2 separate regions of the Mus musculus genome follow, and region 1 is linked to region 2. Evidence: chromatin loops called from intact Hi-C (ENCODE). Cell type or tissue: gastrocnemius. All regions are shown on one strand. Each heading gives the region's core, and the rest is flanking DNA. Links, peaks and the distances in the headings are about the cores only. Region 1 holds the start of Mul1 (mitochondrial ubiquitin ligase activator of NFKB 1). Region 2 has its middle 11 kb from the start of Cda.

The links. A loop is a pair of places that touch in the nucleus more often than their neighbours do. Peaks named below come from ENCODE experiments on the same cell type or tissue, not always from the same donor. Only the 100,000 strongest peaks of a DNase experiment are listed, where the experiment ranks them.
Region 1: a loop joins it to region 2, with 2.2 times the contacts of the local background. A loop is called at or near these places in 25 of 42 quality-filtered maps.

The regions. Positions count from the first base shown.
Region 1 is chr4:138,421,318-138,437,328 of GRCm38, forward strand. It overlaps Mul1 (mitochondrial ubiquitin ligase activator of NFKB 1), which reads left to right and starts at 13,355. Exons shown (of 4, transcript NM_026689.3): 1 at 13,355-13,562. The coding sequence starts at 13,443. It also overlaps the pseudogene Rpl38-ps1. In gastrocnemius, for the core only: CTCF peaks have their summits at 5,582 (motif pointing left) and 8,665 (motif pointing left); DNase peaks (open chromatin) are centred at 5,568 and 8,664; H3K4me3 peaks cover 510 bases; H3K27ac peaks cover 1,132 bases.
Region 2 is chr4:138,370,800-138,386,810 of GRCm38, forward strand. No RefSeq gene overlaps it. Among named protein-coding and RNA genes, the nearest start is that of Cda, 11 kb to the left of the region's middle. In gastrocnemius, for the core only: a CTCF peak has its summit at 8,522 (motif pointing left); DNase peaks (open chromatin) are centred at 8,514 and 9,736; H3K27ac peaks cover 1,376 bases.

The DNA.
Region 1 (16,011 bases), core at 3,683-8,682, 48 kb after region 2:
AAACAGTTTGGATAAGCAAGGGCTGTCTCTCTCATCAAGAACCGCCGTGGGGGGAGGCGCTAGCGCTGCAGCCCCAGTCTCCTGCAGAAGGTTCCTCATTTCCTCAGCGCTCAGGACAATCACCCTGAGCTAAATGCCCCACCGGCTATTCCCGCATGCCTCCCGTCTGGATGCCTGGAAGGCTAAACCTCAGCATGAGCCTGTGCTGTGTCTCACCTGGGCTGGAGCCTCCATCTTAGGCTGTATTCCACCATCCTCAAGTGGGTCTTCACGTTCTTCTGCCTCTTTCTCCTCTATCCTTGATCTGCCAGCCAGAGGCGGCCATCTTCCTGGTTGGTGGGGTGGTGTCCGATGTTTCTTGCAGGAACCCAGATAGGCTTAGGCTGGTCCTGTGGGAAAACACAAGTGAAATCCCTCCTGCTTGTAAGGAGAGGATCTGTTCCCTTCCAAATTCCTTCTAAAGAAACACGCCATCGTACTAGGATGGGGGGTTAATTTTGGTGTGCGCCAATGCAGGGAGATAGGAGGGTGTTTGGAGTTTTTGTAGATGTTAAATATGTTTAGGGTAGTTAGAGCTATCATTAATTGTACATTAGGGGGTAGGTGGTTGTCTTTTGTTTTAGAAGTTGGGCTTTCAGGGTTTGATGTGTGTTTCTACCATTCCTTGGCCCCGAGAGTTGTGGGGGATTCCCACAGCTTAGCAGCAAGCACCTTTGCCAGCTGAACCATTTCACTGGCTCAAGGCTAATAGCCATTATATATGTGATGCTTCAGTAGGTAAAAGGTGTGACTTGGATGTTTCAGACTAATTATTAGTCAGACCCTTCCCTCTGCCCCTGGACCACAGTGCAAACCGTTAGCCTGAATGGTGCAATCAGAATATTGCCCTACACTGAGGTCAGCCCTGATACTGCCTTTCCCACTTACACTCAGCCTGGGTTTCCCTGTTGATCCTAATTTGCTTCTCATTATTGGGCTAAAATGCTGGCCAAAAGCAACCTGGGGAGGAGAGGGTTTATTTCAGCTTGTAGGTTGTGTCCAGTACCGAGGGAAATCAGGACAGGAGTTCAAGGCAGGGTCCAGAAGGCAGGAACTGAAGTAGAAGCCATAGAGGAATGCTGCATATTATGCATACTGGCTGCTTTGTTTCCTTGTTTGTTCTGCTTTTTTTTTTTTTTTTTTTTTTTTGAGACAGGGTTTCTCTGTGTAGCCCTGCTGTCCTGGAAGTCACTCTGTAGACCAGGCTGGTCCCAAACTCACAGAGGTCCACCTGCCTCTTCCTCCCAAGTGCTGGCATTAAAGGCGTGCGACATCACTATCTGGCACGCAGCTGAGGCTTACATGCCCTGGAGTGGCTACACCACTGCAGTGAGCTGGATCCTCTACATCAATTATTAATTAGCAAAGTGCATCATGGGTATGACCTCAGTCCGATCTGATGGAGCAGTCTCCCAGCTGAGGTCCCCTCTTTACACATAAAGCAAGCTGATAACCAAGATTCGCCATCATAACTAGTTATTTCATTTTAATTATGTACACATGTGTGAACACGTGTGCACATTAGTACAGCCCTCAAGCTGGAGTTTAAGGCCTGATATAAGTGCTGGGAGCAGGATTCAGGTCTTTTAAAAGAGCAGTAAGCTCTTTAACCTCTGAGCCGTCTGTCTCCATTTACCTTTACCGAGTTGGGTCAAGTATAACAGTGGGATGAGAGTCTTAGGGAGCCGACTTAAGGAGGTGTTTATGTGAATGGGGCAGTGGGCGGCTGCTTAGACTTTCATCCTTGGCTTTTCACTGGTCTCCCCTTAGCCTTGACCTTGAGTTTCCATGACTTTGTACAGAATGGATTCTTGGCTAACATAAACTCTCTCTCTATTTGTAATCTCAGGCTGAAAACATCCTCTAAGCTCATCTATTGGCCAAGAGCCTAAATCGTCTGAGCATTTGTTAATCCTGAGAGTAAAGACCACTGTGGTGGTTTGAATACGCTTGGCCCAAGGAGTGGCACTATTAGGAGGTGTGCCTTGCTAGAGGAAGTGTGTCACTGTGGGGGTGGGCTTTAAGACCCTTGTCCTGGCTGCATGGAAGCCATTCTTCTCTTAGCTGTCTTTGGAACTAGAGGCAGAACTCTCAGCTCCTCCAGCACCACATCTGCCTATACAGTCTTGCTTCCTGCCTTGATGATAATGGACTGAACCTCTGAACCTGTAAGCCAGCCCCAATTAAATGTTGTCCTTTAAGAAGAGTTGCCTTGGTCATGGTGTCTGTTCACAGCAGTAAAACCCTAACTAAGACACCCACCAGTGCAACATGTTAAATTAAGCAAGCTTTGTTTTTTTGTCACACAGGGCTATCTCTCTAAAGCAGGACTTGAGAGAATACCATTGCATATAGGAAAAAGTAGGGTTTATATGGTTCAAAAACAGCAAGAGTAGGGGGTTCCCAAAGATTTTTGGTTATATAGGAACTTGCAGAACATCTCATCAGGGCAGAGGTTAGGGTATAGTGTTGGGGTAAGATTTTTGTACACAGTGTGATGGTGTGCCTCTGTTCTTCCGCACCTGCCTAAGGCATTCTCTGATTGGCTTTCATAAAGAGCTGACAGTCTATAGCTACACAGGAAGTTGAAGGCAGGACGTCTGGGCATAGATAGGGACTCTGGGAGAGAAGTCTCCAGCCAGATGTGGAGGAGTCAGGCATACCAGGATGGAATGAGAGGTAAGAGGCCTCGTGATGAGTGTGAATTACAATAAATGTGTTAAATAAGTTACAGGAGCTAGTTGGGAAATCGCCTAAGCTAAGGCCTAAACTTTCATAAATAAATATAAGTCTCTGTGTCATTATTTGGGACCTGGCGGGTCAGAGACAGTGGTATAGAACATGCCAAATTCTAGAAAATGGGTCAAGACATAGTCAGACAGGAATGAATTCATTTTGACCTTGTTTTTCTTTTATGAACATTGGTGTTTTGCTTACGCTTGTGTCTGTGTAAGGCTGTTGGATTCCTGGAACTGGAGCTACAGACAGTTGTGAGCTGACATGTGGGTGCTGGGAATTGAACTCAGGTCCTCTGGAAGAACATCCAGTGCTTTTAACTGCCGAGCCATCTCTCCAGCTCATTAATTTGACCTTGTACTCAGATAGCTTCTCACCTTAAGATGGAGTCAGGCTTGTCCATCAAGGTTTCAGTTGAATAGACAGTTGTGTCCTGTCTGCAAGTTTGTTTTGTCTGAGCTTAGATATGTAGTGGAGAAGGTGGGACTTTCCCCTTCCTCTAGCTGGGAGACGTGGGGCTCATAATATTGAAATGGCTATCCATCTTAAGGAAGCCACGGAAGGAGGCAGCTACCTCCATTTTCATTTGACAGATAAGAGACTGAGGCTTTGATACCACAGGCACAGGCAGGGTGGATCTCACCTGCGGTGACACCTGAGGAAGACACCCAGAGGCCTCAGGTGTCACTAAGATGAGAAAGTAAGTGGTGGAGAGATGGAAGAGAAAGAAAAACCAAAGGATGTGTGCACAATGAAGAAAAGTAGAACTGGAGATTTGACAGTAGTGAGGAACTGATGTGAGAAGCCTGGAATGCCACCTGAGGCTGTGGTGAGATCCAGGCCTGGGGCTGCCATTAAAGGCCATGTGTGGGTCCATGGCCTTGCAGCAGTGAGGGCCTGTCTTGATGTCGTCCGTGGCCCATGTTACTATCAAAGCCTATGCAGACATCTCTGGTCTGCACTGCTGCCTACGGCCTTGCTGACATCTGAGGGCTCTGCAGGTTGGCACCTGGGCAGCATGGGAAAGCTGGCTCCGAGGGCATAAGAGCAGGCGAGTTGGCCTTGCACTGTACCAGCGGTTGCATTTGGGAAAGCAGGCCCTGCACCTCGCCTGGGCAAATATCAGAGAGGAGTCCCAGTGAGGAGCCAGTAGCAGAAGCCAAAGGCCTCAAACTAGACCAATGATTCACTGCAATGAACATTTGCAAAAAAAGCTGTTTGGGCAAAAGGGTGTACTGTGTGACACATGGTGACACACGGCAGCTCCCAAAGTGAGTTATTTTTGTAGCTGTTGTTTTGTTTTGTTTGTGTTCTTTTGAGGCCAGGTTGCAAGGGCAGAGGGCAAATATGGAGGGATGGGGAGGTGAGTGGGGTTGGGGTGCAGGATGTGAAATTCACAAAGAATCAATAAAAACTTAGAGAGAGACAGACAGACAGACAGACAGACAGACTGACTGACTGACTGACTGAGGCTTAGCTGAGTATAGTGTAGCAGCCCCGTGATCCTAGAGCTTGGAAGATGAGGTGAGAGGACAAGAAATTCAAGGTCATCCTGACCTGAAGTGTGAGTTCAAAACCCATCTAGGGCTACAAGAGATCTTCTTTCACTAACCAGCCAAACTAAAGAAAGCCACGCTTTCCCTGTTTCTCTTCGGTTCTCGTCGCTGTGCGGACGCCAGAGCCGAGCCCGCGTCGCCATGCCTTGTAAAATTGAGGAGATCAAGGACTTTCTGCTGACAGCCCGGCGGAAGGATGCCAAGTCTGTCAAGATCAAGAAAAACAAGGATAATGTGAAGTTCAAGGTTCGCTGCAGCAGGTACCTTTACACCCTGGTTATCACAGACAAGGAAAAGGCAGAGAAGTTGAAGCAGTCCCTACCCCCGGGTTTGGCAGTGAAGGATCTGAAATGAACCAGCCCTCTGCGTGTGACTATTAAAAACCCTGAAAAGTCAAAAAAAAAAAAAAAAAAAAAAAAAAAAGAAAGCCACACCACCACCACTGCCACCACCGCCACCGCCACCTGTTAGGTTCAGGTAGATGACAGGCCTGGCCAGAGATGGCATGGCTGACCTAGCTCTCAGGCACCTGACTCCCACGCCTGACTTGAGTGAGCCACCCTTCCTTACCAACAGGTTGTAGATGTCTTCCTGTTGGCTACATGGCTCCTGTGGTTCCCGGGCGAGGGTAGGGGTAAAGGTCTTTTAAAGATACTGCCACAGAGCCTGCTGGTGAGCAGTGAGCTTGAGCCTTTCCTGGGCTCTCGAGGGACCATAATTCAGTCAGTGCCTTCCTGAAATTTCCCTTGTCCGGGCTGAGGTTGTGGCCCAGTTGATAGAGTGCTCACCATCTTGCAATAGGCTGGCGTTTGATTCCCCAGCATTATGGAAACCGGGAAGCGGCCCTGATGATGCACATCTCTGATCCCAGCACTTGAGAAGGGGAGGCAGGAGTCGCAGGAGACTGAAGTCATGTTCGGTGAAGTCATCATGGCACATCCTTGGCTTCGTAGTGATGAGGTTGAAGCAAGCTTAGGACACATGGGACCCTGCCTCAAACCGAACCGAACCAAACCGAACCAAACCGAACCGAACCAAACCAAACCAAACCAAACCAAACCAAACCAAACCAAACCAAACCAAACCAAACCAAACCAAACCAAACCAACCAACCTACCACGCAACCAACCAATACAAAACCAAAGTCTTTTTTTCCTTTCCTTCCTCACTTCCCTAGAGCCTGTCTCCCTCATGGGCACCAATCTTCTGTATCCCATGCTCCTGGTGCCCCCACGTGGCTGAAACTATCAACTGCAACAACCATTGGCCATTCCCCGTGACGTAAAATGACTGAAAGGCTTTTAGAGGGTGAGTTTATGCAAACAAATCATTTGCATTTTCCCTAGTGACGGACTGACCCGAGCCTCGATTTGAATCCAGGAATTTTGTCTTCGACACCAGCTCTCCAGATGGGCTGTGGTGATAAACATTTGAATACAAGCGATATGGTTCACAGATGGAAATGACTCAGTTGCCGGGTTGTTTCGGAGGCCAACGATATTAACTGAGTGGGATGTAGCTCAGTTGGCAGAGTGTCTGCCTCACAGGTGTGAAACCCTGGGTTAGCTCCCCGGCACCGCATAAACTGGACACAGTCCCTCACACCATGAGGTAGAGGCAAGGGGAATCGGGGGCTCAGGGCGATTCTCCACTGCACAGTAATTTCCGAGTGAATCTAGAACACATGAGACTCTGTCTCAGAAAGATACATAACACTACATTCTACTGAAGCATGTACGGTGGATAAGCCCTAAGTGATGTCTCCTGGCTGAGCCTTGGTGCCTGTATTTGTGAGCTGGGGATTAACATAGCCCTCGTTGCTTTGCTGGGGTGATGATGATAGCACGCACTGCTTCATGGGAAACCATGCCAGATCCAGCTGCCAAAGCTAACCACACCCTAAACTTGCACAACCTTTGAGAAAACATAGAGGAAATGTGTGTGAGTTGCCTATTGGTTTTGAGACAAGGTCTTACTATGTAGCCCTGGCTGGTCAGGAACTCCCGGTGTTAACTGGGCTGACCTCAACTCACCGGACGTCCACCTGCCTCTGCCTCTCCAGTGCTAGGATTAAAGACACACATCACCACATCCAGCTTGCTTCAGTGTGAGATGGTCTTGCTTTGTAATCCAGGACTGACCTCCCATCTCCCAAGCCTTGTCCTTACCTCCCTACTCTGGGACTCCAGAGTCTGTTTTCATGCCTGGCCATTTTTGTGATTTTAATGTAGACAAAAGTGTGTGTGTGTGTACTCTGTGTGTGTTTGTTGCATGTGAATGTATATGTGTTGTGTGTGTGTGTTGCATGTGTTAGCACTTTGTCTAGGCTCCACCCCACAGTTACCTGGCAACAGCCAGGTGTACCTGACTCACTACAAAAGGGGCTGCCTGTCCCTTTCCTCTCTTGCTCTTGCCTTTTTGCTCTTGCTCTGTCCTCTGGTCCCTTCCAATCTCCTCATTGCCCACCCCCATGTGCTCATGGCCAGCATCTACTCCTCCTCCCTCTCCCTCTCCCTCTCCCTCTCCCTCTCCCTCTCCCTCTCCCTCTCCCTCTCCCTCTCCCTCTCTCCCTTTCTCTGTCTCTCCTACCCTCTCAACTCCCCTTCCCTTGCCCTGAATAAACTCTATTCTACACTATACCATGGTGTGGCTGGTCCCTCAGGGGGAAGGGATGCCTCAGCAGGGGCCCAAAGAGGCGTCCCTCCCCCCACATGACTACACCTCCACCAGACATATTCCTTCTTTCTTTATTTTTATACAACACAACAGTATGTGTGTGTGTTGCATGTAATGTGAAAGTGTAAGAGTGTGTGTGCACTATATGTATGTGGTGTGTGTGTATGGTATGTCTGTATGTGGTGTGTGTTGCATGTATGTGTGTTTGTGTGTGTGCTATACATGTGCTGTATGTGTGTGGTATGTCTGTGTATGTGTGTAGTGTATATGTGGTGTGTGTGTGTATGTGGTGTATGTGTGTGGTATGTGTGTGTTGCATATAGTGTAAGAGAGTGTGTGCTGTATGTGTGTGTATGTGTGTAGTGTAGTATATGTGGTGTATGTGTGTGTGTGTGTGTGTGTGTGTGTGTGTGTGTGTGTGTGTGTGTGTGTGCGGTGTATGTGTGTATGTATGGTATATGCAGGTGACTGTGTGAGCATACACACCTGTGAGCTTCCACATGGAGGCCAAAGCAGGACACTGAGTGCCTTCTACTCCCTGCCTTACTGCTTTGAGACAAGGCCTCTCACTCTCCCCAGAAGTTTACTAGCCAGAGAGATCCCAGGGTTCCCCACTCTTCACCTGGCTTTTTATGTAGCTGCTGGGGATTTGAACTCAGGTCCTTGTGTTTGCAGAGCAAACACCTTTGTCTCCCAGACCACTCCTTTAACCCACAGGCAATGATTTTGTAGATGAGCCAATAAAAGCAGGACCCCTAAAGGGAAACCGGTTCTGCTGGACTTTATAAATCCTCGCAACTTCTGTTCTCCAAAGGAGAAGTCAAGCTGGAGACAGGAGGAAATGTCAGCAAGTCAAATATGTGATCTCATCAAGGGCTGCTATCAAGAATATATGAAGAACTCTTGGTAACCAGAAACCAGGGTTGGGGGTATGGCTCAGTGGTAGGGTGCTTGCTTAGCATGCACAAGGCCCTGGGTTCAATTCCCAGCACCACAAACAAATCAAAAGTAACAACAACGACGACGATACAGACAAAAGAAGCCAGGAATGGTGACATGAGCCTATAGCTCCAGTTACTCAGTGGGCAGGAAGATCACTAGAGGAGGAGTTGGTGGGTAGTGTGGGTAACATCCACCATACAAAACAAACAAGACAAACATAAGGGAAAGATTTCAACGGATGCTTCACCTGGTGGTAATTAGTGTTTAAGAAGGATGCTGATGTGGGCTCTAGGTGTTCCTCCGTGGATGTCTCTTCTTTTAGGAAGCCCCAAAGCCTGAGTCCTGTGAGCTCTATGGCAGTGCTGTCATTGGTAGGCCGTGTACCAACTCTGCAGCTTGTAAGTAGTGACTGCTTCCTTTCGGGGCTTGCACTGCAATGACCCTGCCCTGGAATCTTCTCGCTGTTTGCTTTGCTTTCACTTAATTGTTCCTCCACACATTTCCATCAAAGCTGAGCTCTGATCCCATGGTTAACTGACCCTAGCTGCCCATAGCATGTTAGTTTACTGCTCCTTTAAGCTTTTGTTCTTTTTTATTCTTTAGGAAAGAAATCTATGTGGGAGCTGGAGCCATGGCTCATCTCTTAAGAGCACTTACTGCTCATGTTAGGTCCACCACTATGTGGAACTCCAGTTCCAGGGTACCCGATGCCCTCTTCTGGCCTCCACAGGCATTGCACACAAATGGTGTAGCTAACATACAGGGATCCATAAAAAATAAATCCGTTTCATAGCACATTCCATTTTATGAACTCTGAGTTTTTTTTAATTGATTGTTAAAAGAAAAATGTCACTCTTGTGCCCTCTGAACCCCCTCTCTGTACTGGGAGAGAATACTGGGAGGGATACGTGCTCATTAAAACTATGCTTTGGACATGGTGGTGTGAGGTGGCTCAGTGGGTGAAGCTCCTGATATCTAAGCCTGCTGGTCTGAGTTCTATCCCAGAACCCACTAGGAGGAGAGAACTGACTCCCATGACCTCCACACATGCACCAGGGCATGCCGATGCCCCTCTTATACTACTATTGCTACTACTAATAATAAATTAATAATTTTTGTTTGTTTTCAGAGCAGGGTTTCTCTTCATAACAACCTTGGCTCTCCTGGACCTGCTGGCCTTGATCTCACAGAGAGCTGCCTGCCTCTGCCTCCCAAGTGCTGGGATTAAAGGTGTGTACCACCACACCCCACAAATTAGTAATTTTTTATTTTTTATTAAAATAAAAATATTTTAATTAAAATATTTTAAAAAATATTATCAGGCTTGGGGCACAACTCAGTTGGAGGTGCTTGCCTAGCACATACAAGGTTTGAACCCAATACCACGAAAAATATGCTGAGTATATCAGACAATTTTTGATAATTATGTCAGCTGTCTTCCCAAGTGGAGGGATATTGATCTCATCATTCTTCTTTTTTTGTTTATTTGTTTTTGTGTGTTTTTTGTTTGTTTGTTTGTTTGTTTGTTTGAGACAGGGTTTCTCTGTGTAGTAGCCCTGGCTGTCCTGGAACTCACTTTGTAGACCAGGCTGGCCTCGAACTCAGAAATCCGCCTGCCTCTGCCTCCCAAGTGCTGGGATTAAAGGCATGTGCCACCACCGCCTGGCTATCATTTTTCTTTTCTAAATAAATAATTTATTTTTATTTTTTATGTTCATTGATGTTTTGCCTGCAAGTATGTCTGTGTGAGAGTGTCAGAAATTCTGGAATTGGAGTTAGAGACGGTTGATGGGTGCTGGGAATTGAACCCCTGTCCTCTAGAAGAGCAGCCAGTGCTCTTAACCGCTCAGCCATCTCTTCAGTCCCTTGTTACCTTTTCTATTTCCTGTTCCCTTTGGTACTAACCTGGCCATGTCCCTGCAGGTGCTAACTTGCCAGCTCTGAATCTACTTGATTCCTAGACCCCAGTGAATGCCTTCAGGGCATTTACCCAGTGACCAGAAGGCCACTTTTGCTTCTCTGAGGAGAACTGTGAACTTGGGTCTTAGGCAATGTTCTGTCAGTCTGTGATGTTGTCCTAGGTCACCTCCTCTAACTCATTCCTGCTTTAGGAGCCCAACGCAGGGTCTCCAAGTCAGAGATCATTCTTCACTGTGACTCAGTGAGGACAGCCATCCCCAGCTGAAAATGGTTCCCCGGGGACATCTGGCACAGCGGAAATTGTCCAACTCTCATGCCTAACGAGACCCACATGGTGTAAACTTCAGCCTGTCTGATATTCTCAGCAGCACTCACGAAGGAATTCAGCCTTTGGCAGAGGAAAAGAAAGAAAGAGGCAGGGTTATTTTCAACCAGCATGTCCCTTTTGAGAGCGATGGGCTTTTTAACACGCTCCCAAGAAAGCCCTACAAGGGCCTGAAGGGTAAAGAAAGGATGCTTGGCTCAGTACCCGAGGACCCCAACCAATCAGCAGTGGAGACGCTGCCTAGATTTCAGTCTTGGGACCACGCTTTTGTTCTTTCCCTTGCAGTGATCCAAGGATAAAGGATTTTCGATTACTAAACAGGTTGGATCATGTCCTTCCTCAACTCAAAAGGTTTTGGATCGTAACCTCCCAAAAGATCATGAAGCTGAGGCCAACATTCTCCAGGAACCAGTTTCCTTCTATGGAAGAAAAAAAAGAAAAACCCTAAATATGATCAGCCTTTTGTGAATCATTCTAGAGACCCAAAAACATTCTCTTCTAAGCTAGGAGTGACACAGGGTTGTAATTCTTGCACTTGAAAAGCCCTTCAAGCAAGAAGATTAGGAGTTCAAAAGTCATCACTGGCTACTTATTGAGGTGAAGGCTGGTCTGTACTATCTGAGCTTCTGACTCAAAAACAAAAGGAACATAAAAGCAGTATTCTTCTCCATTCTTTTAAAAGTAAATAGGGTTGTTGGGCATGGAGGAGTGTATCTTTAACCCCATTACTCTGCAGGCAGAGGTAGAGAATCTCTGAGTTTGAGGACAGTGAGTCCTAAGCTAGTGAGCACTACACAGTGAGATCTTGTCTCAACAACAGCAAAGGAAACCAAAAATAGAATCCTATTCAGACACATTTGCAGTCTGCCTTCTCATTTTTCAACTCATAGATATCAGGGATCTGGGGACAGAGACACAGCTCCCCACTGTCACCCACAGCAGAGTTTCCCTAGACTTTTAGGGACTTCAACTCAGATCAAATGGATTCCTGGCTTCAACGAAAAAAAAAAAAGTGTTCCAGGGCCAGTCAGTATAATGAGACAGAGTTGGAGATTTTTATTATAGATATCTTGAGGGTTAGAGGAAGCATTGAGAAGACACACCCAAGTGTGGGAATAGGTTCCCCAGGGGAACATGGCAATTGACTGGCTTACCATTAGCTAGACCCATTAGGTGGCTCTCATGCTACATCTCAAGCAGTTGCTAAGAAGCCCCTCCCTGTCATTTGATATGTGAGATTGCAGTTGCCTTGGATAGAATTCCGATTTAGAACCCTAGGGTTGCAGAAGGGAGCTGGTACATTGCAGGTTTTCCGCAAATGAGGTTTCTGGTGAAATTCCTAGAAAATCGCAGGTTTACTGCTGGGAAGGGAGGAAGGCCTTGGGCAATTATTAATTTTGCTGGAATTATATTTTACATTTATTTATTTGTTGTGCACATGTTGGCAATATACACGCCATAGCCTGTGAGCGGAGATCAGAGGACCGTGTTTGACAGTCGGTTCTCCTTCCATCCCGTGGGTCCCAGGGACTGAACTCAGGTTGGACAGCAAGCGCAGAGCTTTACCGGCTAGCTGTCTTAGCACCCTTATGCTGGAATTCTTCTCTGGCAAGAGCCTTTGACCAAATTGCTGAGAAACGTGCTTCTTTTTCCTGTCCCAACGTTTTTCCTGCCTCAACAAACGTTTCAAATTTTATTCAACCAACTGACTATTGGAATTAGATCATTTTTATTCTTTTGTTATTTAAAAAGCACTCCAATGAATATCATTAGGTCTATTTTGAGGAATTTAAAGGATAACCTATAGGACACTGCAAGGAGAACCCAGGCTTTGCAGGCAGATGTGCTGGCTAAGACTTGCGGCGACTCTGATGTCTGAGAGGAGTTGGACGAGTTCTCCAAAGGTCACCTGGGTTGAAGCCCATTATCATTTTTAGTTAAAGGTCTGAGTGTATTTATATTCTCCCCACCACTTGTTTTTTTGAGACAAGGCTTCTCTGTGTAGTCCCAACTGTACTAGAACTCGTTCTGTAGACCAGGCTGGCCTTGAACTCAGAGGTCTGCCTTCCTCTGCTTCCTGAGTGCTGGACTGTGTGTATTTCTTAACCGAAGCCTCAGTTTCCTCTCCTGAAACTCTACTGTGGCAGTGGTTGAATGCATCAAATGCTGGTCTGGAGTGACTGGGACGGAGCTAAGTGGAAGAACACTTGAAACCCTGGGTTTGGTCCCTAGATAGTGGAGTGAAACACAGGCCAGGCCTAAGAAATACGAACTACAGTACAAGGCATATAATAGTCACTCAATAAAAATATTTGCTGTTATTATTAAATAAGCAGTATGCTGTTTTGGGGGTGGCGTGGCAGTAGATTAAGAGCTATTTTCGCGATTCAACTGGTGTAGAATCAATTCAACTGGTGTAGTGGTTGAGGGCTTTGAAGCTGGACTAATTTTTCTCCAGCTCTCCTTTGCAGTATGGCTCCGACCATGTTCTCCATCCCCTCTGGCCCCAGTTTCTTTTTTCTTCTTCTTTCTTCTCTTCTTCTTCTTCCTCTTCCTCCTTCTTCTTCTTTTTTGGTTTTTCGAGACAGGGTTTCTCTGTATTGTCCTGGAACTTACTTTGTAGACCAGGCTGGCCTCGAACTCAGAAATCCGCCTGCCTCTGCCTCCCAAGTGCTGGGATTAAAGGTGTGCGTCACCACGCCGGGCTAGTTTCTTCATCTTTAAAAGCCAGGTTTCAAGGTTCTCCGATAGCTTAAAGCCTAACACTTCTTGGTGCTGAACACGCGTTTTACTCAGCTCCCCATCTGACGGCGGCGACATCAAATAATCCAGCAAGGGCTGGAGAAACAGACCAGTGAGTAAAGGTGCTTTGCCACCATGGCTAAGAACTTGAGTTCCATCCCAAGGACCCATAAAGTAGGAGAAACCGGGACGCTCAGATCGAGTCCTGCCCTCTATAGGTGCACCAAGGCACGCTCTCATAGGATAAATTAGATGTCATTTAACAATAACGGAGCAAGAACGTCTAGAAACCCGGAGGGAGAGCTCCCACGTGACCACAGCCAGCCCCACCGGTTTCCCAGGAGGCCGCAGTAACGTCGCAACCACCTAGGCAACGTCTTTGCTCCACCCCCGTCCTCCACTTCCGGTTTTTACGTCATCGACGGGCGACGGGTTCCGGGAAGGGCTGCGCGGCTGCGTAGGGGTCGCAGGTGATTTCGAGGCGGCTGGTGCGGCTTGGGGTCGCCATGGAGAGCGGTTCGCGACCGTCGCTCGGCCAGGTCATCCTGCTGGGCACCAGTTCGATGGTCACCGCCGTACTGTACTCCATATACCGGCAGAAGGCCCAGGTCGCGCAGGAACTCAAGGTCAGTGCGGGGGGTGGGGTGGGCAGCCCGGTCTCACTGGCAGCTCGCGCCGGGGCGCACCGGGGAGCCACAGGGCCCCAGACGACGCGCAGCCAGAGGGGATCCCGGGCACCTGCTGCAGCGAGGCTGCCCCCCCCCAGTGACCCTCAGTGTCACTGGACGTTATTGCAGTGCTGTAAAACTGTTTCTCGAAAACCTGCTGGGCACCAGGTAGTGAGAAAAACAGGCCATTGTCCTGGTGCACAGTGCATTCTAGGTCAACCACACGCCTACACGTAATTGGATCGTGTGATAGGGCGAGAATCGGGTTGGAGTAGGGCAGAGAAAAGCGGAAAGATAGGGAAACGGAGAGTTCCGTTCCTTTTGCTATAGTAAAATATCTGACAGAAAGCAGCTTAGGAGAGGGAGAAGGGTTATTTCGTTTGTAGTTTCAGGTTACCATTCATCATCGCGGGGAAGTCCAGGCCAGGAACTTGAGTCAGCTGCAAATCACGTCTGAGTCGAGAGAAACAACTATTAAACAGTCCAGAGCCCAGACCTAGAGAATGGTGTCAGTCACAACACAACAGCGAGTTTCCCCCCTTCAGTTAGAGCTATCAGGACAGTGTCTAAACAGCTATGCCTACACAGGCTGACTCAATATAGACAGTTCCTTGTTGAGACACTCTTTCCAAGTGATTCTAGATTATGGCCATTGACAGGGGGGCGTCGCCATTTTAAACAAGGTGATACTTGGGTCGGAGATGGAGGATGTGAAGATATGTAAGGCAGGGGTGATTCCAACGTGAAGAACAGCAAACTTAGAGGCTCATTTGGAGAACAGAGAACTTAAAGGCTCATCTATTTAACCGCTCCGCTCCAGGTTTCTACAGTCATTTCTTTGTATATTATAGTTACTTTAAAACTACATTCTCATTTGAGGGTTGCACTTAACAGCTCAGACGGCACATTTCCGTCTCTGTTTTATTTTTGTCTCCAGTCCCAGGTGATCTTTTGGCCTCTATTGGGTACCAGGCATGTATGTGATACACAGACATGCATGCAGGCAAAACCACCCATATAATAAAAAGTAATAAGGTAAAGATGTGAAAGGCCCTTGCTTTTGTGTTAGGACCCAGAGATAAAGCTGGGGTGGAGCGGAGCCCCCAGGGGTCTTCGCCCTCACTGGCTTGTCGCTGTTAATTTAGCTTTTGTAGTTGGCTTGTTGAGGACTGGTGGCTGAGGCTGGCTCTTATGGGTACCGTGGCACAGCTCTGCCTGGAACTCCAGCAACACGACACTTTTTGTCCTCCTTTCTTAGTTGACCGCCTTGCTCTGTGGCACCTGTCAAGCTGACGAACCTTGAAAGGGCGGGGGGATCATCTTCATCTCTCGGTTCTTACCTCAGCGTGTGACGAGCAGTAGCTGCCCAGCGCATGGTGGTGGTGTTATGCTGGCTGGAATTTCACAGTCCATCAGCCAAAGACTTGTTCTGGCAGTTGTATGGAAGATGGACTTTGGAGCCCAAGTCTTATCACCAGGTTGGTTTCAGTAAGGGCTCAGAAACAAAACCGTGGAGTTCTGCAGTGAAAAGGATTGGATCAGAAGTTCCCAGTGTAACGAGGCAGAGGCAGGTGGGTCTCTGAGTTCAAGGGACACCAACCAACCAACCAAACAAACAAACAACCCAGAAAACCAAGCACAAAAAGACAAACAAAAAACCCAGAACAAACAACAACAAAACAAGTGAAGGACACCTGCAGATGAACGATACGTCCTAGGCCAGCCTGTGGTACTTGAGACTTAGTCCCTAAAAGGATGAAATAACCCTTCCTGGAAAAAGCTGTGGGAGCCCTAGTGTCCGCTTGCACCTGTTGGTCAGGTCACAGCTTACAGAGCTGAGTTTGTACTTACTCCCGTGTTTTTCCTGGTGACACGAATGTTTGATTATTGCATGGCTTCTGTCGTAGGGTTTTACTGCTGGGAACAGACACCATGACCAAGGCAACTCTTATAAAAGACAGCATTTAACTGGGGCTGGCTTACAGGTTCAGAGGTTCAACCCATTATCATCAAGGCAGGAACATGGCTGCATCCAGGCAGGCATGGTGCAGGAGGAGCTGAGAGTTCTCCATCTTCATCTGAAGGCTGCTAGAAGAATGCTGGCTTCCAGGCAGCTAGGACTAGGGCATTAAATTAAACCCACACCCTTAGTGACACACCTACTCCAACAAGGCCACTTCTAATAGTGCCACTCCCTGGCCCAAGCATAGACAAACCATCACAACTTCCATGTGTCCGCTCTGGACTGTGTTTTCCCATACCTCAGAGTTCATTTATCCCACTCAGAAAATTCCATGAGATCGTCTTCTCCCTCCCTTTACAGTTTGGAAGCAGACTCAGATGAGTGAAGTTGTTCAGAATCGTCAGGGATATGCTGCTGCTTGAGCTAGCCCGGTCTCTGCTGAGG
Region 2 (16,011 bases), core at 6,449-11,448:
CAGTGCTTAACCTATAGTTAAATCAGTCTTAAAAGCAGCCTGTGGTGATGGCACACACCTTTAATGCCAGCACTTGGAAGGCAAAGGCAGTCAGGTCTCTGTGAGTTCGAGGCCAGCCTGATCTATAGAGTGAGGTTCAGGATAGCCAGGGCTACATAGAAAAACCCTGCGTCCAAAACCAACCAACCAAACAAACTTTTACAAAATTAAACTAGTTGCAAACTGACTCATCCTGGCATAAATTATTTCTGGCATAAATCAAGACCTGGCTGCTTCTGAGGAGAATTCTGAGGAGAATTCTGAGGAGAATGCCTCAGAGCCGGCAATCCTGAACTGTACTCTTGCTTCTTCAGACAACCGCAGCCCTTGCCAGGCCCAGCTCTGGTCTCCTGGAGTCCACAGCACTATGACTCTGGTAACTGCCAGGCGAGTGATAGCCTTTGACTCCTTCAAAGCTCTGAACCTGAGCTTTTGGCATAGATGGAGACTGTACCCATGGCAGCTCAGCAGTGCAGAAACTGGGAGCCAGCGATGACTCAAGGGTTCTTCATAGAAGGGAGTGGGATGTCTGTTGAATGGAGCACAAGCGAACTTGGCAGTCTGCTTAGAGGTAAATTATAGATCAATAATATTATCAGAATTTTCTAAATATATTCTACTTCATACAAAATTAGGGAAAGTCAGTTGTCTTGCTAGAAGAACATGAATATCTAAGGAGAGGTTCTCTCTCTCTCTCTCTCTCTCTCTGTGTATATGTGTGTATGCATGTATGTGGTGTGTATGGGTGTATGTGTGTGTGTGTGTGTGGTGTGTATGTGGTGTGTGGTATTGTATATGTATGCATGTGTGGTGTGGTGTGTAGTGTGTGTATGTGGTGTTTATATATGTAGTGTGTGTGTATGTGGTATGTGTGCATGTGTTGTGTGGTATTATATATGTATGTATGTATGTGTGGTGGTGTGTGTGTATGTGGTGTATATATATGTAGTGTGTATATGTATGTGTGTGGTGTATGTATGTGGTGTGAGTGTTGTGGTATGTGTATGTGTGTATGATTGGTGTGTGTGTGGTGTGTGTGTACGTGGTGTGTGGTATTGTGTATGTATGTGGTGTGTGTGTGTGGGTGTGTGGTGTGCTCATGCACTCATCCTAGAGGAGGACATTGGATGTCTTCCTCTGTCCCTCTCCCACCATACTCATTTGAGCAGGGTCTCTCACTGAACCTGGAACTCACTGGTTTTTGGCTAGGCTGGTAGCCAGGTCTCACCTAACCCAAGATGAGCTCGAATCTCACTTTTTAACACTTGTTGATTAATTGACTGGTTGGTTCTGTGTGTGTGTAAAAACTGTGTGCCACAGTGCGTGTGTGAAGCTTGTGGGGGCTGGTTCTCTCCTTCCACCATATAGGTCCTGGGGATTGAACTCAAGTCATCAGGCTTAGCAGCAAGCACCTTTCACCTACTGAGCCATCACAGTGGCCCAAGGGTGGTGACCTTAGGAGGTTTCTTCCTAGTGTAAGATATGAAGCAGTAGGTGGTTTTTTAAAATTTATTTATTATTATATGTAAGTACATGGTAGCTGTCTTTAGACATACTAGAAGGGGGCATCAGATCTCATAACAGATGGTTGTGAGCCACCATGTGGTTGCTGGGATTCAAACTCAGGACCTTTGGAAGAGCAGTCAGTGCTTTTAACTGCTGAGCCATTTCACCAGTTCGGTCAGTGTGTTCTTGGAGAACTTATGCTGCCACCCTGCTGGGATGGTGTGTCTGGTCTTTTATGATCCCTCTGGTCTCTCCAGGAAGACACTTGCTATGAATCAATGAGGAAAGGACACAGAGCAGATGTTGTTGGAAGAGTGAGGAGGGAAGGAAAGACATCTGTTCAGTGGGTCATGGGCCGTGGCGGGAAGCCTGAGAGTTTATCTGTCTTTGTCCATGTGACATCTGCTGACTGTTGTAAAACCTGGTTAGCTTTAGCTGTCAATACAACTTAGAGTCCCAGGAGAAGGGAATCCCAATGGAGCGATTACCTAGATCACATTGGCCTGTGGGCATGTCTGTGGCGAGTGCCTTGGTTGCTAATTAATATATAGGAAGATCCAGCTCACCGTGGGCAGCACCATTCCCTAGGCCTGTGATTCTGAGCTGTATAAGAAAGCTAGCTAAGCATGAGCCTCTAGGCAAGCCAGCCAGCACCATTGCTTTAAGCTTCTGCTTGAGTTCCTGCCCTGACCTTCCCTCAGTGTTGAACTGTGACATGGAAGCCAAATCAACCCTTTCTCCCCAAGTCGTCTTTGGTCAGTGTTTTATCACAGCAACAGAAGGGGAGGCAGAACACTGTTCTTGTTTGCTACAGCTCTCAGTTCCCCCAGAACTTCAGAGATTCTGATGCAGCGGGCAGTGGACGGGCCAGGGAGTAGGTCTGTGGATCAGACAGTCAGATAATTCTTTCCTTCTGGGTGCAGAGGCACGTAAGCTCTGCGTCCTTCTGCCTTCAGAAAGTTAGGATAACGGTGGTGTCCCCACTGATGAGATAGGATCCACAGGGTTACAACTCTGCTAGGAGAGACTGCCTGAATCTTTTATTTTGCTTCTTTCAGGGGAGAACCCCTGGTGGGCTGCCAATCATTGTCAGCGGGTACTGGCAACACGAGCCAATCGGAAGCCCCCTCGTTCTGCCGAGTTGGTGGGAATGTGTTTCCCGTTGAGGCTGTAACTACTGCTGATAGCCTGCCTCCAGTGGTCCAGAGAGCTTGCTTGCAAAGTGAAGCCACCATAAAGATGCAAGGCTAAGAGAGGGAGAGGGAAGACACTGTCTAGCCAGGCCTGAAGGCATACTTGCCCCTTAGTGAAGCCCTTCTAGCTTAGGCCTGTTTTGAGTTTTCGGCTCTGTCAATCTCATAGCCCTGAATGATATATATACTAATTCCTGGGATTATTGTTTTGTTTTGGAAAGATTCCTGCACCCCCCCAATATTTTTTATGTGTTTGTGTCTCTGTGGGTGTGATATACAGAAACCAGAAGAGGGTGTCAGATTCTCTGGAATTGGAGGTTGTGAGCCGCTGGATATGAGTTCCCAGGAAGCAAACTCAGAAAGAGCAGAACGCGTTCTAACCACTGAGCCATCCGTCCAGCCTGAGGATGGTCAGAACCAAACCAGCCGAGCTACCTCTTAGGACAGCGCCTAGTGGCAGCAAGGATTCAACAAGTGTTACAACTTCACAAGTGTTTTAATGATGGCTGTGTGCTGGGCCCTGCTCCGGCCACCACCTGATGACGAGAGGTGCATTCCAGTGAGGGAGACAGAAAATCAACAGGTGCAAAAGACTGTAACACACAATTAGGACCTGGGGCCTGTGGCAATGCTGAAGACCTAATAGTCTAGAGGGAGGGGTGGGCTGGGTAGGCTGGGAAAGCTTTCTAGATGACAGAGCCCAGGAGGAGTCTTAAATGATGGGGGCAAGGGTGTTTGTGGCAGACAAGGTGGGTGTAGCAGAAGATGCCATCAGAGTCTCCTGGCATCCTTTAGCCATGCCATGATCGCTCCCAGCTTTTGTAGGCAGTCCTAGACATTACTGTGACTCTTCCCTTCAGCACCCTCTTGTCAGAGGAGTAAAAGCAGTCTACACTGAGAGTAGGCCAGACTATCAGGGCCCTAACGCTTCCTGGAGGAGGAGGATCTCTGATATATATCTAAAGACCCCTAGACTCAAGGAGAGGACAGACATTGTAATAGAAAAGCAGACAAAGCCTGAGGCAGGCATTCCACAGAGCAAGCCAGAGTGATGGCTCATGCCTGGGAAGCTGAGGCAGGAGGATTACTGATAGTTTGAAGCTGCCCTGGGCCATAGAGACACTGCTTCAAACAATAAAATAGGAGCCTTTCAAAAGCTTGGAACCTTCAGACATGGCCATATGAAACTCAATCTGGACTCCGTACAGTACTTTGTAGACAAATACTACTGAAGGCTGTAAACTAAAACAGAAAAAAGGAAACAGCAGATTTTTAATGGGACATACAGTAATTTATGGGAAATCAGCCAGAGATGTTAGGAAAGTACATAGCGCAGTGTGCAGGAAGCCCTTGGTCAACTTCCTTAGTCAGTTTCCACAGAAATGAATGGGATGTGACTGACATGTCCATCAGAACAGCACAGAGAAAGAAACCGGGTAAATGTCCCATCACTGGGAGCCTGGCACTAAGGAGGCAGAGGCAAGCAGATCTCTGTGAGTTCAAGACCAGCCTGATCTACATAGTGAGCCAAGTCCAGGCCAGCCTGGGGTACATGTGAGACTCTGTCTAAATATAACAATAAAACAAGGGCTAGCTGGAGTGCTGGAGAGATGGCTCAGCAGTTAAGAGCACTGAATGCTCTTTCAGAGGTCCTGAGTTCAATTCCCAGCAACCCCATGGTGCCTCACAACCATCTGTAGTGAGATCCAATGCCCTCTGCTGGTGCGCCTAAAAACAGCTACAGTGTACTCATCTTTTAAAAAAATGTAGGAATAGAGCCAATCGGTGTAGTGCAAGTTTGCAATACTAGCAGGTGAGAGGCTGAGGTAAATTGACTACATGGTGAGAACTTCGGGGGGTGGGGTGGTTTATTGGGCTATTAGAAGTTTCTATTCCTCCTGAGTCAGCTCAGTTAACCAGTTGAAGGGGACTTTTTTTTGTTCCTGGTACTTGGAAGTTCAAGACTGGCCTGGTCTACACAGTGACTTTAAGGCCAGCTATGGCTACACAGTGAGACCTTATTTAATACATGCACAACGCAAACAAACACACAAATGCACACACACGCGCGCGCACACACACACACACACACACACACAGGAGAGAGTCATATTTGTGCCTAACTGATCCGTCAGGTTCTGGGAAAGGTTTGCTAAACTCTGACTACAGCTTTTTGGTTTTGTGTGTGTGTGTGTGTGTGTGTGTGTGTGTGTGTGTGTGTGTGTGTGTGTGTGTGTGTGTGTGTTTCGAGACAGGGTTTCTCTGTATAGCTCTGGCTGTCCTGGAACTCACTCTGTAGACCAGGCTGGCCTGGAACTCAGAAATCCACCTGCCTCTGCCTCCCCAGTGCTGGGATTAAAGGCGTGCGCCGCTGCCGCCACTCCTGGCCCTGACTACAGCTTTAATTCATACATATTTTAATGTTGCTTTACATCTTTTGCTGCTATAAGGGGCATTATTTAGTGATTATTATATCTTATTAATTTTTTTCTTTTAAAAATATGTATTTCTCTATTTGTTATCCTAAAAAAAGAAAAAGAAAGGAAGGAAGGAGGAAAGAAAGAAAGAAAGAAAGAAAGAAAGAAAGAAAGAAAGAAAGAAAGAAAGAAAGAAAGAAAGAAAGAAAGAGAAAGAAAGAAAGAAAGAAAGAAAGAAAGAAAGAAAGAAAGAAAGAAAGAGATGGTTCGTTGAAACCAGGAGCTTGCTGATCGAATAATCTGAGTTTGATTCTCAGGACCCATGTGGTAGAAGGAGAAAATTAATTCTCATAATTTGTCCTTTTATCTTCACATGCACACCATGCTATGTGCTCATCCCCTCCAAGTAAATAAATAAATGTAACAAAAATTTAAAGTATTAAAATTGCTACTCCTGCCTCCCTCAATGTTGATGTTAATAGTGTAAAACTGTCTTTATTTAGGGCTCATCAGCCTTCATAACGCCCTACCCCTTTGGTTGTCTTGTGAAACCTAGGGAAACATCTTGAAAATGCTGAAATGTATTGAAATAATTACTAGAATAATTAAAATATTTGTGATATCAGTGTATATAATTTGTTTTAAACAGGGTCTCATTATATATTCTGGCTGGCCTGGAAGAAACTATGTAGACAAGCTGGCCCTGAACTTACAGAGATCCATTTACCTCTGCCTCTGAAGTGCTGGGCTGAAAGGCTTATACCACCATACCCCAGCGAGTATGCATACATTCTAATTAATGCACCAAATAGCACAATCCAGAAATAGGCTTATTAGTTATTGTGACCTTGAAGGAGCAGTCAAAGTAAAAAATATTTATCAGTCAATAAGTTAATACCTGTAATAAAGTGATATGGAAACAGAATTTATATTGGGGTCAAAGTCACTGGAGCTGATAATTATCCTCATTTATTGCTCGCATTTATAAAATGGTAAGGTTAAATGTTTATTAGCAGCTCGTGAAATTTTCTTTCCAAATTCATAGATTCCGTAGGCCCCAAGATAACAAAGCTTGTTCTTATTTTTAGACTTTTGGTCCTTTTAAAGCAGATTCTGCTCCAAGTGGCATTATCACTGCCTAAAAATAAAAACAACCCACCCAGCACTGGGGAGGAGGAGGCCGGCAGATCTCTGAGCTCTGAGTTCTAGGCCCGCCTCATGTACAAAGTGAGTTCTAGGCCTGACAGGGTTATGCAATGAGAGCTTGTTTCAAAACAAACAAGGCAGATAGGGAGAGATGCTTCCGTGTTTAGGAGCATCAGCTGCTCTCACAGAGGAGCAAGGTTCGATTCCCTGCACCCACATGGAGTTCACAACCATCTCTAACTCCAGTTCCATGTGATCAAACTTTTCTGGCTTATATAGGCAGTAGGTATGAATAAGGTGCACAGTCACATGCAGGCAAATCCTGATACACACAAAAGAATCTGTCATATCATATTATATTGTACATGCTAGACAAATGTTCTACCATTCTTTCGTTGTCATGTCTGAGCCAGGGTCTCACTAAATTGATCAGGCTACCCTTGAACTCAGTCTGTAGTCCAGGCAGACGTCAAACTCACAATCCTCCTGCCTCAGCCTCCTGAGTATCTGGATTCCAGGCTTGTGCCTGGCAGCCTACTTCTGGTAGCATTAACTTTTCTGCAGTATTTTGAGAGCTTGTCTTGAAGCTATTATAACCAAAGCGAGTGGAGCAGAAGTAAATCCTGGGGTGGAATCCCAGTAAACCCTGGAACGGATGCTGTAGATCCAGGATACTATAAACTCTGGAGTAGAGCTGCCGGAAACCTCAGAGTGGAACTGCCCGAAACCCCAGAGTGAAGAACTCCCCTCTAAGGGCTGCTTGATTGTAATAAACAGTTATTCCCTTCAATCAAGCACACAGATTTGAGAAGAACAAACACGGGGCCACAAGGGAAGAAAGAAACACCAGCTTAGCAAGCCAGAGGAGTTGAACCTACCTTGTGGTGGTTTGAATATGCTTGACCCAGGGCCTGGCACTATTAGGAGGTGTGGCCACTATGGGGGTGGGCTTTGAGACCCTCCTTAGCCATGTGGGAGTCAGTCTTCTGTTTGCCTTTGGAACAAGGTGTAGAACTCTCAGCTCCTCCAGCACCATGGCTGCCTGGATGCTGCCATGCTTCCACCTTGACAATACTGGACTGAACCTCTGAACCTGTAAGTCAGCCCCAATTTAATGCTGTTCTTAGAAGAGTTGCCTTGATCATGGTGTCTCCCTAAGACACACCTGGTGACCTATGAGATGGAGGATGTTGTGGCTAGATTACCCTTGTATCCAGTTATTGCTACACTTTGTATTTATTCTCTGATATATGATTTATTCTAAGTGTTAGTATTGGTTTGACTTACCTTTGAGAAAGCTCCAAATAAATGGTTTGGATATTGGTTTTTGTTTGGTTGTTTGGTTGTTTGGTTGTTTGGTTGGTTGGTTGGTTTTTCGCGACAGGGTTTCTCTGTGTAACCCTGGCTATCCTGGAACTCACTTCATAGACCGGGCTAGCCTTGATCTCAGAAATCCGCCTGCCTCTGCCTCCCAAGTGCTGGGATTAAAGGTGTGTGCCACCACAGATCAGCTATTTTGTTTGTTTGTTTATATATTTAGTTATTTATTATAAGGTCTTCTGTGTAACTCAGGCTTGCCTCAAACCTGCAACAATCCTCCTGCCTCTGCCTCTAGTGTCCAAGGATTAAAGGTCACTTTATGCCCAGGTTGGTTCATATCAAATGCAATCTTATTTCTCTTTCCATCTCGTCCAGCATTGTCTTCAGGGACTCGGGTCCCACATTTTTGTGCCTTCCATTTTCAAATTTGTCTTAGAGTTGGTGAGATGGCTCAGGGGGTAAAGGCACTTAGTATCAAGTTTAATGTCCTGAGTTCCAGCCCTGGAACCCACATGGGTGAACGAGAGCAGCCTTCCTCAACAGACTGTCCTTTAACTTCCCAAATGTGCACCATGGCACATCATCCTTAAGATGGCTACCGAAGTGTTAGTCTTCACAGACCCTTTCTGAGGAGCAGGGAGGAAACGTGGGGGAATGAAAGGAAGGATGGACCCTCGTTCATGTTTTATTGTCCAGAATCTAATAAGCTTTCATCTAATAGCAAGGAAGGTTGTCTTTGAGCTGAGTATGCAGATGGCCTGAATAAAATGGCGGCTCTCTTCCTGAGGTGACCTGCAGTTATTGTCTAACCTTAGTCTTCCCACCATAGCTAAGCGCCCATCTGCCAAGAACAGTGACTCAGCCTTCATGGTAGCAGGTCCTGAGAGGGCCAGACTGCCATCTGGTGGCCTGCTGGCCACACTGGAAACTGTCATTTGTGGAAGTTGCCCAGATTAATCGCCTGTGGGAGCAGACATTTATCCTGGCTCTGCCAGGGATCCCAGGGAGATTAACAAATATCCCGCATCATGGTGGTCCAGACAGCATCACCTCTGAATGGAAGCTCCTTCCCCCACTTTTCTAGCAAAAACAAAAATGTGAGCGTGTGATGTGCTGGTCATACCGCTGCATATTCTCACCAGAGTCCCCTGTTTTATGCGTTAGTGACATGAGCTACTGAGGCTTTGTTCGTGCCAGCGCTAAGAGACAAACAAATGTATCCGGAATGAAGAATTTGGCGTATGCTGCAGCCAGAACCCAGTGCAGTGAGATATTGCTTTTCCATAATTCATCGCTCAGGGAACACAGAGCTTTGTTCTCCAGGATGATGGCCTTCATTGTCAATTTCCCACAACCTAGACTCCCTGGAGAAGTGAGTCCGTGGCACATAGTCTAGCTCAGGTTGTCCTGTGGGCATGCACATGAGGAATTTCTTCTTAACTGGGGTAGTGGAGATGGGGAGACCCATCCATCAGTGGACTGCATATTCTGTGTTTGGGGGCTTGGACTGGACAGGCACAGAGAAGAGATGAGGAGCAAGCATTCACGCCTTTATGTCTCCACTCTTGACTGACGTGACCAGCTGCTTCGGTTCCTGCTGCCGAGACTTTCCCACAGTGATGGACTGTAACTGGGAATAGCGAGCTGAATAGCCCCTGTCTCTGCTGACTTGCTTCTTGGCCTGGTATTTTATCACAGGGACAGAGATGGGAATGGGGCACTCCCCTTCTCAAGACCATGGCCTCTGCTTCTTTAGAGGTCCTAGTAGACTAAATAAATAAATAAATAAATAAACCCTACATTTCCATCAGAGTACCCCCAAAGAGCCACTGGTCTGGAAGTTGAGACTCAGACCTGGCAATTGCGTATTCCTTATGCTTGGTTGAGCAGAGGGAGGGGGTGGGGGATAGCTCCGGGATGAGTTCTAGGTTGGCATAGCAACCAACTCTTCCAGATGAAAACACAGAAAAACCTGCCTCTGGACACTCTGAAACTCCCCGAGTGCCATCACCTTCCTTGGCTACTTGTAAAAATTAATAGGGGGTGACATCCCCTCAGCATGGCTGGCTCATGCCTGCCTCGGCTCCCTCCTGAGTCGAGTGCAGATGATCGATCCAGGATGGCAAACCTCAGATTGTGCAGGTGGCGTGCTGAAGGCCAAGGCCACGGAGGGGGAGTGGAGGGAAGGTTGTTTGCTGCAAGGCAAGCACTGCCAACGCTTCCTGACTTGTCACGCTCAGATTTCTTCTTGCTAGTGCTAACCTTGGTTACAGTCTCTCTTCTCTCTCTCTCTCTCTCTCTCTCTCTCTCTCTCTCTCTCTCTCTCTCTCTCTCTCTCTCTCTCTCTCTCTCTCTCTGATGAGGAGGTGTTTCCTGGCTGTCCTGGAACTCACTATGTAAGCCATAGTGGCTTCTAACTCACATATCTGCCTGCCTCTGCTTCCCAAGGGCTAGGATTAAAGGTGTGCACCACAGATGAATGCGGTTCTCATTAGATTGACGCGCAGTTACCTTGGCTCTGGCGACACCACTTTGTGATGCTTTCATGGAGATCTAGGAAGAAATAGTGGGGTGGAAATGGAGGTTGTGATGAGTGGGCTGCAAGCAGATACCAGACAATCCTGCTCAGTCCCGTCATGCTCCATCCCGTCCTCCCCACCCTCCTACACCCCCACTCCCGCCATCATGGCTCCTTGTGTTCTAGACACTCAAGGGCTGGAGAAGGCCCTTCCAGGTACCCAGGTAACTAGGACTTCTGCCTCAATGTGGCTTCTGTTCAGAAGAGCAGATGATTCAGAAAGGGACTTGAGCGTCAGTCAGGGAGAGGTGCACTGTGGCAGATGTGATCTGGTTCCTCTGTGGCAGCTACAGAGAGATGTCCCCTGGTGCCAGGTCGGTCCTGGCTTCTCAGTGCTGGGAAGGACCGTGGTGAATTCATGTCCTGGCAGCTGTTCAGAGCAGGGAGGTTCTGGAGTTGGTGGCAGTGGTGGCAGCTCTCCTGGCTGGCTGGTTCTGCAGTGGAATCTAGAGGTGTTCCTGGTAACTCAGCATCAGCCCACCTCTTAGCTTTTGCCTCTTAGCTTTTCCCATGCGTCTACAGCCAACCTCATTACAGTGATGCACGGGAGCCTCTGCACCTGCTGGGTGGACGGGGGTCTGCATCAGGGCTCTGAGCTGGGTGGAGAGGGGTCTGCATCAGGGCTCTGAGCTGGGTGGAGAGGGGTCTGCATCAGGGCTCTGAGCTGGGTGGAGAGGGGTCTGCATCAGGGCTCTGAGCTGGGTAGACGGGGGTCTGTGGCAGGGACCTGTTCTTTAGCTTCGCTTCACTCTCATCTTGTCTTTTTCTACTTTTTTTTTAATTAAATGGACATCTTTTCTTTAAATTACTTAAAAATTGATCATTTTTCTGGGCCAGTAAGATGGCTTGGCAGGCACACGCATTTGTCTCAAAAAAATCTGGTATCCTGAGCTTCGATCCCTAGAACCTCTGTGGAGTTGGAACGAGGGAACCAACTCCATAAAGCTAGTAGGCAGCCTCTTGCAGGCAGCCTCCTCCCCTGGTTCCAGGGCTTGGGTAGTAAGACTGGCTTGCTCTACTACTGTCAGAGATTCCCCAGCACCAGGAATTCATGTAGATCAAGAATTGTACATAGACACAAATTATAAATAGTATATATATATTCACATATATATGTGTATTATGTTATAGATTATATTATAATATGGGATATATAATATATAATATTATGTGTACATATTCGTATATATTACATATGATTAAAAACACACAAACACAAACAATGAAAGCTATTTCTTTGTATTCTTCTAACATTACCCATAATTATTATATTTCACATTTATGATAGTTTCTCTAGCTATTTCTATTCTCTCTCTCTCTCTCTTTATTATTGAGATGTGTTCTCATGTAAGACCGGATGGACTCGAGCTTCTTATCTAGTTGAAGTTGGCCTGGAAAAATTTTAAAAAGATTTTATTTATTAACTTATTTTTATTTTGAGTTAGTACCTCACTATGCCTACCTAAGCTGCCTGGAACTCACTATGTAATCAAGGCTGGCTTCAAACTTACAGAGATCTGCCTGTCTCTGCCTCCTGAAGGCTAGAATGAAAGGTATGGACCACCGTGCGTGACTTGGTTTTTTTTAATCTTACGCATATGAAGAATGTTTTGCCTGCATGTCTGTGCATCATTTGTGTGTAGTGCCCTTGGAGGCCAGAAGAGGGCATCAGAGGCCCCGGAACTGTAGTAATGGGTGGGTGCAGGGGACCAGGTTGCTGCTTGGAATTGACCCTGGGTCCTCTGGAAGAGCAGGCCTCTTAACTGCTAAAGCAACTCTCTAGCCCAAGAAATGAGTTCTGATGATCTACGTGCAACAGGCACTTCTTAGACACCTTTTCAGATAGCGATGCTCTGAGCATACTAAGCAGGAAAGGTTGAATTTAAAGAGCTATTTAAAGAGTGAGTTAGACTGGCATCCTGGAAGCTGCAGGGCCAAGCATGAGGTAAGTGCAGGCATAGCTGTTTGCAGGATAATGTGTCAAAGAACGACTGTTTTGTGAAAATAAACTGCAAAACCTGTATCGTGTGCTGGGGGGGGGGCGTTGTGGCGCGGAGAGCGGGGACAGGCTGTAATATCAACTGTGTAGGCGTGTGCGTGTTGCGGTATGGCAGAATGGGACATCAGCCTTGGCTGGGGGTAGGGCACTCACTTTTTCTTATATATTTGCTATTTCTCTTTTTTCATGATCTTGGGAGAGGAACTTAATGATATTTAATAGATCTCTAAGGAGTCTAACATCTAGGGCTGCATCCTGTCAGACAGATACTTAACCTCTACCGGGGCCTTGGCTGCTCCCTAGGTGTGGTGCCCATGGCTGAACTGTTTAAGGCAGATTTCCCAGGACTCACCACCATCTACGCCTAAGTGGGAAGAATTGGGTGGTCAGCCAATGGGATGAGGGCCTCGGCTGATGTGGTAGGTGGGATCTCTGGGTCTTCTGTGGTCTGGAGACTGAGTAAGACAGAGAGGGACTCTGTACACTGTAGCTGTCTTCAGACACTCCAAAAGAGTGGCATCAGATCTCATTACGGATGGTTGTGAGCCACCATGTGGTTTCTGGGATTTGAACTCAGGACCTTTGGAAGAGCAGTCCACGCTCCTAACCGCTGAGCCATCTCACCAGCCCGAGGCTGTTCTTTTTGATCCCCTAGTTGACAAAGGCTGCTGGAGGATCCCATTGGGTCCCTAGGGACAGGAGATCACAGGCAGGATTATGGCTGAAGGCGACCACCCCACCTGCTGAGTCCTTTCTTGCCTTCAACTGCAGAGGCAGCTCGGGCCATTCCTCACATTGCGGACAGATGCAGAAATACACCACTCCCTTCACAAGCCTGTTGTGAAGAAAAGAGATGGGGTGGGTGCGGGAGGGCGTGGTTTACAGTAGGATTTCCTTTTCCAGGTTTTCCATCCCTCTCCTCCAGGAAATCCCTGCTACTTCTATTTCCCACCCCTCCCAAGGTCTGACCCCACCCTCACCCCAGGTCTGACTCCACTCCCTCCCAGGTCTGACTGCACCTCTTCCCAGGTCTGACTCCACCCCCTCCCCAGGTCTGACTCCACCCTTCCCAGGTCTGACTCCACCCCCTCCCCAGGTCTGATTCATTTCCTATTCAGTTAGTTCTGTGCAGCAGATAGAAAATCCTTCAGCCTGGAGTGGTACTGCCCAGCCGTCTTCTGATTTATTTATGTCTTAAGTTTTTGAGACGGAGTCTCCTGAAGCCAAGTCTGGCCTCAAAGTCACTGTGTAGCTTCAAGGTGGATATCTGTGAAATTCTGATCTACCTGCCTCCAGTGGATGAGTGTCGGGATTACCGGCCTGGGCCACCACGATTAGCTCAGCAGTCTTGTCTTAGAGCTGTTTTAAAGTCCTTTGGTAGGCCATCTCATGGGGTGGCCTGTCTGGATATTCTCTAAAGTAGGGCTGCTGGGGTCACTGTCCCCAGAAGGGAGCCACTGAGCAGTGATATGGGTGAGGTGGCGACAGACCGGGAGTTGTGAACACCTATGGGAGTCACTACTGGTTGTCACCTTGGCAGGCTCTAGACTCACTGAGTGTGTCTCACACCTCTGAGCATGTCCCTGAGGGAGTTTCTAGACTGGGTCGGTCATGGGGGGAGAGACTGTGGTCGATACAATGCCATGGGCTGGGACTGGATAAAGCAGAGGTGGCTAGCTGAGTGATGGTATTAATCTCTCTCCCTGACTTCTGATGTAATGTGACCACTCACCATCTCTTCCTCTCCCGTAGCTTCTCTGACATAATGCACTCTTAAACTGTAAGCCCGAATAAACCCTTCTTTCCTGAACTTGTTGTCGTCATGGTAACAAGACAGTAAGCAATACAGCATTAAAGGAAGCCTGTCTACAGAGAGGAGACTTTGAAAGTAGAAGAGGGGCAGCTGGGATGGAAGAGCAGGTACCCCCAGGAAGAAAAGAGCTCTGGGACTTCTATATCCTATGGCTGCGTGGGTATCCTATAGTCATGTGTCATACAGGCCCTGAAACCCTTTAACAATCTCCCTTTTCCAAAATTGCCATTTGATGATAACTGGAATGGTAGGTGGGGCTGGACCCTCTTAGACATAGGAGACAGAAAGCCTAACTCATACTGATCTGGGAGGGGTAGGGTTGGGGGAATTGCAACTTATTGTCTTAAGGACAGAGTACTCAGGACTTGAACGGGGTTGGTGAGAACCAGGTTTGCCAGGGGACTTGGTATTGCTTCCTCAATCTCCCCTCTTCTTAGCAAAGGCACTCCCTTCCACCCTCTCAACAACTCTAGCAGGAAGTGAGCATCTCTTTCCCCAACAGTTCCAACAAAAGTCCAGGGACTAAGCTCCCTGAGTACCGAATGTGACCCCAATACCATTACAGTGTGAATGTGAAGTGTCCACCACAGGTTCACGTGTTTGAACATTTGGTCTCCAACTGAGTGGCTCTGTTTCATGAGGTTATGGAACCTGTAGGAATCAGAGCTTCACTGGAGGAAGTGGGTCAGGGGACAGCAAGGGGGGGTGCTTAAGTTTATAGCCTGATACTATTTCCTGTCCAGTTTCTGCTTCCTGATCCACTGAGATGTAAAGAAACAGAATTTACAGACCATGCTCCCATTCCCACAGAGCCCCCCCCTCCCAAGTGGACTCAATTCTTTCAAATTGTTAAACAAATAAACCCTTATGCCCCAAAGTTATTTCTTGTCAGGAATTTGGTCACGGCAATTCGAAAAATGATTAGCACACTTGCCCTTTTCTGAACCAATATTAATGGTTAGGTAGGTGGATGTGTTGACTGGCCAGGACTGGATGCCATAGCCACCTCTGAAACCCATGCAGAGTCTGCATTCTGGAACCACAGGGGCTGAGGGTGGGGGAAGGGTGTGCTCCTGAAGTCAAGGTCAACTACAGGCTACGTTAAACAAGGCTCCATGGGTATATGGCACGCGCCTTTAGACCTAGCACTGCGGAGGCAGAAGCAGGTGGTTCTCTGAATTTGAGGCTAGCCTCGTCCATATAGCAAGCTCCAGGCTAGCTAGGGCTACATAGTGACTCACTGAGATCCTGTCTCACCCATGTCTGTGATGGTACATGATAAAATCTCATTCTGGTGGTGGTGGGCACAGGGCTGGCTGAATCTCTGCCATGCTCAACGTATGGCTTCCAAGGATACCCTGGGTGAAGGCACCCGGCAGGCAAGCCTGCGAATAAGGTAAGCATTATGTACATGATCCAGGTCCGAGAGGTGCACATACTGGTCTAGTGACCTAATGCAGTTGTGTGACTACACCCAAGACGAGGGGGCACACTTTAGCTTGTGAGAAGAGGAAGCAGCTTCTACTACAGACAGGAAGAGGATGGAGCTGGGCAGGTCAAACAAGAATCTATTGTCTTAGTCACCTTTCTGTTGCTGTGAAGAGACACCATGACCACAGCAACTCTTATAAAGAAAAACACTTCATTGGGGCTGGCTTCCAGTTTCAGAGGTCTAGACCATTATTGTCATGGCGAGAAACATGACGCAGGCAGGCAGACATGGTGCTGGTGAAGGAGCTGAGAGTTCTACATCTTGATTTACAGGCAGCAAAAGGAGACTGTGTTCCACACTGGGCATAGCTTGATCATATACTACCTCAGGGCCCACCTCCACGGTGACATACTTTCTCCCACAAGACCACAGCTCCCAATAGTGCCACACCCTATGAGACAAACATTCAAACACATGAGTCTATGGGGGGGGGCAACGCCATTCCCATTCGAATCACCACATCTACCATCACTTCGTGTTAAAGCCAGAACACTTGGTCTTCTTTCCC